Regions from separate parts of the Homo sapiens genome. Here region 1 is linked to region 2. A link is a contact called in ENCODE Hi-C or POLR2A ChIA-PET data. All regions are on one chromosome and are shown on one strand. The core of a region is the stretch at or near the end of the contact, and the rest is flanking DNA. Distances in the headings are between cores, read along the strand shown. Region 1 overlaps TRPC4AP (transient receptor potential cation channel subfamily C member 4 associated protein). Region 2 overlaps GSS (glutathione synthetase).

Evidence for each region. Hi-C counts contacts between places; a loop is a spot of excess contacts on that map. ChIA-PET counts read pairs that join two places held with the same protein, here RNA polymerase II (POLR2A).
Region 1: POLR2A ChIA-PET joins it to region 2 with 12 read pairs in Panc1. The contact joins two enhancer-like sites. A Hi-C loop is called at or near these places in 2 of 168 maps with a recorded cell type or tissue (IMR-90 and mesothelial cell of epicardium). POLR2A ChIA-PET finds 5 or more read pairs at or near these places in 7 of 52 experiments (HepG2, PC-9, Panc1 and 4 more).

The regions. Positions count from the first base shown.
Region 1 is chr20:35,016,305-35,021,036 of GRCh38, reverse strand. All of the region lies in intron 9 of TRPC4AP (transient receptor potential cation channel subfamily C member 4 associated protein), which reads left to right. Among named protein-coding and RNA genes, the nearest start is that of MIR499B, 28 kb to the right of the region's middle. RefSeq lists a silencer at 2,744-2,944. Within about 2 kb of position 3,101, at least 4 of the 41 ENCODE cell types and tissues checked have a DNase peak (open chromatin) inside an H3K27ac peak, as active enhancers do.
Region 2 is chr20:34,943,141-34,947,422 of GRCh38, reverse strand. It overlaps GSS (glutathione synthetase), which reads left to right. Exons shown (of 13, transcript NM_000178.4): 3 at 1,325-1,470. Among named protein-coding and RNA genes, the nearest start is that of GSS, 11 kb to the left of the region's middle. Within about 2 kb of position 1,544, at least 7 of the 41 ENCODE cell types and tissues checked have a DNase peak (open chromatin) inside an H3K27ac peak, as active enhancers do.

The DNA of each region.
Region 1 (4,732 bases), core at 1,852-4,351, 72 kb before region 2:
GAAACCAGGCTGATTCCAGAACCGGGAGTCTTTTCACTGTGCCTTGCTGTATGGAGCGTTTCTAGGCAGTCTTGGTTGGTGCTGAGGGCAGAAGCAGGCAGTTGCCTCTGTGAGGTGAAGACTAAAGAGTTGAAAGCTGGCAAGCCTGGCCCTGTGGACATGCTAGAGGAGTTGCCAACCTGATGTGGGCTCAGGGCAGTGGGACAGAGCCCAGAGCTGTGTCTGCTTAGGAAAACTGGGCAAGTACAGGGAGCTCCAGATGTGCAAGGTTCCCTGAGCCTTGAAGTAGTTCCAAGACGGAGGAGGAGGGGCCCATAACCTACAGTGGAGGAAAAAGGGCTTGGAACAGTGCGGCCCTCCTCAAGACTATTGAGAAGTAGCCTTTTCCTGCAGACCGCGCCCTTCTAGGGAGGAAACCAAGCATGGGGGCAGGAGAGGCTGGAGGCTCAGCAGTCCTTCCACATCTTTCTGAGTCAGACACTGGACTGTCACAAGTCTGGGCAACAGAGGTGCAGTTACCCCCATTTTACAAGTGAGGATGAAAACGTCCAGAAGAGAATGAAAGAGTGTACCAGGTGGGAGGGGGCAGTGCCCTGGGGAGGAGTGTGCATAGTTGCTGGAACAGTGAGGCAGCGCGGGACAGCCTGGAGCAAACAGCCAGGAGAGGAGGGCTGAGGGCTCACAGGGACCAGGTCATGTCAAGCTGTCACAGGCCATTTTAAAGACTTTGGTTTTTACTCTGAGTGAAGTGAGAAGTCATTCCTCTGACTGCTTTTGGAAAGACTGGAAACAGCAAGGAAGGGAATAGGGCGACCATTAGGGGCCCTCATAATAGGGCCAAGAGATGATAGCAGCTAGGACCAGCACATTGATGGTGGGACTGGTGGGAGGTGGTTGCATTCTGGATATGTTTTGAAAGATAGGATTTGCTGATGGTTTGGATGTGAACTTAAGAGTGAGGAGAGGAGTTAAGGGTGACTCCCAAGGTTTTTCGCCCAAGGAAGTAGGAGAATGGATTTGCCAGGTATTGAGGTGGTTAAGACTAGCAGGTAAGGGGTGGAGGAGCAGGCTTAGGGAGGAAGATGGGGAGTTGTGTTTTGTACAAGGTAGATTTGAGGTGTGTGTTAGAATTGACACTTGGATTGATTACCTACACCTGGTGTTGGGGAGATGGCAAGGCTGGAGGTATCACTTTGGGAGTCCTCAGCATATGGTTGTATTTAAAACCAGGACACTGGATGAGATCCCACGGTGATAGCCACAGCATTGGTGTCCCTTCCTTCAATACGGAACATGTTTTTAATAAAAAATAATAGTTTTAGGGACAGCTTTTATGCATTGAGTGCTATTACTTTTTTGAGGCACTTTCGCAGTTGCTTATATGTGAAATAATTGTAGGGACAGCTTCTGTGCATTGAGTGCTATTACTTTTTCGAGGCACTTTCACAGTTGTTTGAATTTTCAGGTATTTAGTAAGTTACACAACAGGTGGTGACTCTGTGTCCCCACACTCGATTCTTGAGAAAGCCAGGGCATAAACTGGGCTGTGCGCTCAGGGGACAGGCCTGGATAGAGCCAGGATTTAAACTCTGCTGCCCTGTCTCCTCTTTCTGCCCTCTCACAGCAGTTCTCTGTTCCCTGAGCCTTCTTGTTGCCAGGTTGCTATGAGTTGTTGCGGTCTTGAGTTAAACTGTATGATTACAGTGCTGGTTCCTTGGGAAGGGACCACTAATGACCTTGAAATCCTGGCCCCCCAAAACCACTGTTTCACTAGCGTGTTCTCATTTGCACAGTCAGCATTTCCTGGGTTTCTGCTGTGTGCCGGGCACCGTGAGGATCTGGATTCCCAGATCCTGCCTACACTGGGTAGCAAGGGGAAGGGTTTCCTTGGCCAGGCCTCACAGAAGGCTTCCTCCTTAAAGAGGCCTCCTCGTTAATGAGCAGTTGGGCCAAGTTCTCAGACCAATCTTGGCCAAATTGAAATCTCAGGACTGGAAAGGCTCCCCATGTGCTGTCAAGTTTCATCCCTCTGGTGCTAATGAAAACCATCCATATAGCAGTCGTTTCTTTTAGTGCCCCCTGAGTAGCTTCTACAGTACCTCACTGAGCCTTTTCAACAGCTCCATCGTCCCCCATCGCCTTTTCTATCAAGGGACTTGGGTTCAAAGAATGTTGCCCAGGGTCACAGAGCTATCTTGTGAACCCAGGGCTGTCTGACTGCAGAGATAAATGCCTGAGCCTGTACCCGCTGCCTCCTCTGGTAGAGTGGCACTTCATCTCGCCCACCTGCCTACCATCCTGCTATAGAGCAGGCTACGGGGCTGGACCTGAGAGTAGGAATAATGCATTCTACAAGTAAAATTTGTTTTACAAATTTTACACATGAAGAAGCTGCTATTTTCTTTCTTTCTTTTTTTTTTTTTTTTTTTTTTCTTTTTTTGAGACAGTCTTGCTCTGCCACCCAGGCTGGAGTGGTGCAGTGACATGACCTCGGCTCACTGCAACCTCTGCCTCCCCAGCTCAAGCGATCCTCTTGCCTCAGCCCTCCAAGTAGCTGGGGTTATAGGCACACACCACCACACCCAGCTAATTTTTGTATTTTTAGTAGAGACAGGGTTTCATCATGTTGGCCAGGATGGTCTGAAACTCCTGGCCTCAAGTGATCCGCCCGCCTTGGCCTCCCAAAGTGCTGGGATTAACAGGCGTGAGCCACCATGCCCGGCCGAGAAGCTGGTATTGTTAAGAGAAAAGGGAAATGATGTAGTAGAAACCTCAAACCTAAGCACTGGCCTGAACTTAGGAGACCCAGGGTCAGGTCCAAGTCTGCCTTAGAAGGCCCCTCTCTTCCCAGCTGTGTGACTCACCCCTAATCTCTTAAGCTTGGGTTTCTAGTCTGTGCAGTGAGGCAATTGCACTGGATGAATTTTTTTGGGCCATTGTTGGAACATTTTATAGCTGTGTGACCTGGGCCTGGCTTAGGGCCCTTTGGAGTGAGACAGGAAGGCACATGGCTTGGTGAACACCATAGATGTCAGCCGTACCTCCCCACCCCCAGTTAAGCAGGGCAAGGTAGATCCAGGCTGGGTTTTAGTAAAGGCCTGAGTGGCAGAACAGGTGTCATTTTACATCAGCCTCAGTCTAACAGATTCTGGGCTGCTTATGAGTCTTAACACTGGCCAGAGGCTGTGATTTCTAGTAGGAAGAGAATAGTCACCTCTATTACTTTCAGTGGCAAAAATCGCAATTACTTTTACACAACCTAATATGTTGAAGGAAGAGGTCCATGGAAATGGAGGCTGCCAGGGATGTCTTTGTCAGCTTCTGGTCTCCCAAGATAAATGCATACCTGTAGTGGGCTAGAAAGGGGCAGACTTAAGATCTGAACACCTGAGTTAGGTGCCGTTGCAATCACTGACCTTACCCAGGCTGGTCTTGCTGAACTTCTCCCCCTTGTAAAATAGCAATAAGCGAGCACTGGTGCTGTGTGCAGAGCTTTACATCTGCTTTCTGACTCGATCCTTACAACAGCCCCGAGAAGGGCTAGTAATAGCCTTATGTTATATAAACAAATTTTAACAGGGAAATCATTCCTGCAGTTCTGTTTTAAAAGATATAAATTAGTATAAGTGAAGCCTCTCTCCCCTCTGATCCTTGACATTCTATTCTAATGGTTCCATGAAGCAGCTAATTTTACCAGTTATTAGTGTATCCTTCTAGAGACATTTTTATGCTTACAAAGGCGAATTGTATTCCTCTTTTTTTACACAATCAGTAATACAGCATGAGCACACTTGCTTTCCCAGTATTATCTCTCGGCAATTGTTCAGTTCACGACATATAAAATACCTTGATTCTTTTTTACTGGTGCCTTGTATCCCATTGAGTGGCATACCATAATTTATTTTGGGGTATTACAAATAATGCTATAGTGAGTAGTGTTGTAAATATATATCATTTAGTGTTTATATGGATCTGTCTGAGTGTAAATTCCTAAAGTGGAATTGCTGGTTTAAAGGGATTATGGATTTGCAATTTTAGAGCTACTGCCAAACACTCTTCCCTGTGCAGGTCATACCAGTGTGCCCTCCCACCAACAGCGTGTGAATGTACCCAATGCCCAAGTCACCAACACGGTCTTATAAAGCTTTGTCATCTTTCCCAGTCTGAAAAAGTGAAAAATCAGAGACATTTGTAGGACTCCTTATAGAGGAATTTCTTTGCCTGTGGCATGAATTGCCAATGTATGTTCTCTGTTTGTCATATTTGGCTTGTGACTTTGCTTGAGTTTTGCCATACAGAATTTTTAAAGGTTTAGGTGGTTGATGTCAACAAGCTTCTTTTTGAGCTTCTAGGTTTATTATAATCCTTCAGAAAGGCTTTTCCAACTCTTAGATCATTTTTTTTTCTTTGCAGAGATTTTTCTAGATCTTAGAGTTTTTTAATAATTGTATCTTACTTTCAGCTGAAATTTATCCTAGTGCAAAGCATGAGGAACATTTTGATGTTAATACGAGGAGACAAATCTTAAGGAATTTGTTTAAGGTTACAAAGTTTGCACATGGTAAAGCTAAGAGTCAAACCCAGGACTCTTGCATCCCAAAGGACTCTTGAATCATATGCAGGACTCTCTGAATCCCAAACTCATGCTTCTGTGATAGGAACTACCGGACATTATGCCTTGTAGGATTATTGTGAGCATTAATGAGCAAAGTTAGAAAGTGGGTTTGTGTGT
Region 2 (4,282 bases), core at 295-2,794:
ATTTGTATTACCTGTTAAAAAAATAATAATATTTTGGCTGGGCATGGTGGCTCATGCCTGTAATCCCAACACTTTGGGAGGCTGAGGCAGGCAGATCACTTGAGGCCAGGTGTTTGAGACCAGCCTGGACAACACAGTGAAACCCCATCTCTACTAAAAATACAAAAATTACCTGGGTGTGGTGGCACACACCTGTAGTCTCAGCTACTTGGGAGGCTGAGGCAGGAGAATTGCTTGAACCCAGGAGATGGAGGTTGCAGTGAGCCGAGATTGTACCACTGCACTCCAGCCTGGGCAACAGAGTGAGACTCTACCTCAAAAAAAAAAATAGTACTTTAAAAATAAATATCTAAATACCAAGTTCTAACACCGTAAACTTATACCACCATAATGACAAACTGATATTAACTCAAAGGTTAAACTCAGGAATGCTTTATAATACAAGTCACAAGATTTTCTTTTCATCTCTTACCCAAGTTCTAGTTCAGTTGTTGGCAGGGATCTCAGAATGCACTTTTCCCTTCTAGAATCAGTGTCCTTGATGGTATTTGGGTTTCTCGTCTATGATAAAGTCCAAAGAATGCGGAATGCAGCTGAACTCTAGGCCTGTTAACCTGAGTCACCATCACTAACATTGGTGGAAAAAACACTCCTGGCTTCTACTAAGGGAACCAGAGTTCACTTGTCCTACCCAGTAACCAAATCAAAATCAAAAGGCAAGGAAACTGGAGTGTGAGCTCCTGATGCATGGAAGGGCCTGGGCTTGAACATCAACCAGCAAGGAGCAGGCTTCCATGTATGTATGTGTGTGTTGTGTTTAGTAACCATCCTGGTTCAAATCCCAGCACCCCGTTACTAGCTGAATATAATTTTGGATCTGTTAACTGTTCTGGTTCAAATCCCAGCACCAGTTCCTAGCTGAATATAATTTTGGATCTGTTAACCTCTCTTTCTCAGGTCCCGTCTCTGTTAAGTGTGGATAATAATAGTATCTTCCTCACAGGGCTGAATGATGAATCTATGTAAAGTATTTAAAATAGTACCTTGCACATAGTAAGTGCTCAATAACTTGTGGGTTTCTTTTTGTTATTTGCATTTTGCTTTTTTGCTTCTCTCTCTTCAATACGTAGAGATAAACTATCACAGAATCTGGAAGCTCTCTGGGTTCCACTCTCCCCCTTCCACTCTCCCAAGGTAACCACTAATCTACAGTTGGTGTGTCCTCAGTAAATATAGGCCAGACTTTCCATGGGATTCCATTTGCAGGAAGACAACCCGTTCACAGGTGCCCTACCCCTGTCCCATTCTCTCTTCTTGATCACAGGTGGTGAGCTATGCCCCATTCACGCTCTTCCCCTCACTGGTCCCCAGTGCCCTGCTGGAGCAAGCCTATGCTGTGCAGATGGACTTCAACCTGCTAGTGGATGCTGTCAGCCAGAACGCTGCCTTCCTGGAGCAAACTCTTTCCAGGTAGGGGACAGTGAAGCATTGGGGGGCCAGGAGCTGCCAGAGCCAAGGAACTGGAAGATTGCAGAGCCGTGAGGTGTTACTGTGTCAGCTGACTTGGTGGGATAGAGGAAAGGTACCTCCAAAGAACAAAAAGTCATAGGAGTCAGGAAAGCTGGCTTCTAATCCTGGCTCGACCAGTTATTTATATGGCCTCAAGCCACTCCCTTTCCTTCTCTGGGCCTAAGGTTTCTTCATCTGAAAAATGAAGAGACTGGCTTAAATCCAAGATCCCTTTATTGTTGACATTCTGTAATCCGTGACACCCTACTTTGAAGACTGATATTTCCATTTGGAATTAGGGGAAGTCAGCCTGGTTTTGGAGGAAAACAGAGGTAGGGAAGGTTATTGGGTTAAAGTCAGATTTTCTACTTCTCCTAAGCAGCGACACTTTCTTGTCACCTCAGGCCTCTCATCTTTGGATGGGATGGGGTACAGACTGGGCCACACTCAGGGCATGAGGAAGCAACCTCTGAAATGGTTCAGCCCATCCGCCCTTCTCTGTCTCTTTCCCTTGATCTTTTTTTTTTTTTCTTCAGATTCTGGGGCAATTTCTTAAAATTTCTTTATTTATTTTAGAATTAAATATATATAGGCTGGGCGCGGTGGCTCAGGCCTGTAATCCCAGCACTTTGGGAGGCCGAGGTGGGTGGATCACTTAAGGTCAGGAGTTTGAGACCAGCCTGGCCAACATGGTGAAACCCCGTCTCTACTAAAAATATAAAAAAATTAGCTGGGTGTGGTGGCGGGTGCCTATAATCCCAGCTACTTGGGAGGCTGAGGCAGGAGAATCGCTTGAACCCAGGAGGCAGAGGCTGCAGTAAGCCAAGATCACGACACTGTACTCCAGCCTGGGCGACAGAGCGAGACTCCATCTCAAAAAAAAAGAAATAATAATACATATATATATGTATATATATTCATTGTAGAATTAAATATCTAGAAATATTATGTATTTACATATACATGCTAGATGTGTATATACTGTACAGGTTGAGCATCCCTAATCCAAAAATCCAAAAGCTGAAATGCTCCAAAATTCAAAACTTGTTGAACACCACATGACTCTACCAGTGGAAAACGCCACGCCTGATGTCATGTGACAGGTGCAGTCAAAACACAGTCAAAAGTTTGTTTCATGCACAAAATTAATTAAAATATTGTATAAAATAATCTTCAGGCTATGAGTATAAGGTGTATATGAAACAAATGAATTTTGTGTTTAGACTTGAGTCCCATCCCCAAGATGTCTCATTACGTATATGCAAATCTTCCAAAATCCGAAAGACTTCTGGTCCCAAGCATTTCGGATAAGGGATATCCAACCTGTAATTGCATGTCTTTGATTAATTTTTCAACAGAAATTAGACTTTTGTTGGAGACAAAATCTTTTAAAAATGTGTGGGTGAATATGAGAAGGGGTCATAATGGTAAGAAGCTTGGAAACCATTGACTTGTAGCCAAAAACCCAATGAGTCATGAATGTATGAATCTGCCCACCACCTTGCCCCTGAGCTGTTTCTTGGAATGGGCCCAGCTTTGTACCTGCAATCCTGGATTGTGGGAAACATGAGCAGCCTGGCTTATAACCCTAATGATGCAATTATGAAGGAGACTTGCAGCTCATCTTTGCAACCCCTGCCTTCTCTGTTCCTCTCTCCTCTCATACACATATAAACCCTAGTTCCTAAGGGAGAAGAGCCCCCTACAAAACATGAAGGGGAGCACCTCTTCAGAAAAAGGAAAGTGTGTCTCAACTTCCTTGGAGGCTGAAGCCCAGCTGGGACTCTCCTCCTAACCAAGGGCTGGCATGAGAGAGCTCACCCTTGGGAGAGAGCTGGCTGAGGAGCAGAGGAACTTCAGGGCAGGCCTGGGCTACTTGGCTTCCCCCCACTGGTCTGCTGTGACGTTTCTGTAACAAGGTGATTCAGGCTTGAGCAGGTGTGCAGAATCCACCCTGAATCTCAAAGGGCAGTAAGTGTGATGTTAATCACCTGTGGATTCCTTCTTACTGTGGCTCTTGTTGAGACTTCAGAAAACCATACTGGATAGGCCCCTAACACATGTCACATGTCATGGCAGTACACTGAGCTGTGACGATGAGCCTGCATAGACACAGCCATTACCTTCATGAGGTTTATAGTCAAACAGGAGAGATGACACTAATCATCACACAAAGAAAATGTAAAATTGCAACTGCAGTCAGTGCTGTAAAGGAGTGGTTCTTAGTTCTATGAGAACACATAGTAGGGGGATCTGACTCAGATAGGGAAGGCTTCCCTGAGGAAATCACATCATATGAGGACTAGTTGAAGAAGAAACAAACAAACAAAAAAAACCCAGGATATTTAGCTTGGGTCAGAAAAATCTTATTGGTGCACAGGGCATAACTGCTGTCTTCTAATCTCCAAGGGCTGCTGTGGAGGAGGAGGAGAAGGCTCACCCTGGGAGGTCGCAGAGGGTAGGAAAAGCTATGGAGAGTTAGTATTAGGTCAACCAGAAGGCTTGCCAACCATCAGAGCTATTCAAGTAGAATAGATACATCATGTCATTTTCTAGCTCTTCTTCGGTGCAGTATGTTCAATTCTTTGAATGTAATATCTTATTGGCTTTTTACCACAACTCTATGATATAAATATAATTATATTCTCCATTTTAAAGATCAGCAAACTGAGACACAGAGAGGTGAAATGATTCCCTGAGGTTGCCTACTAGTGAGTGGTAGAGCTAGGATTTGAACCCAGGTCTAGAGTTGGATTCTTAGCCACTGTTCTCT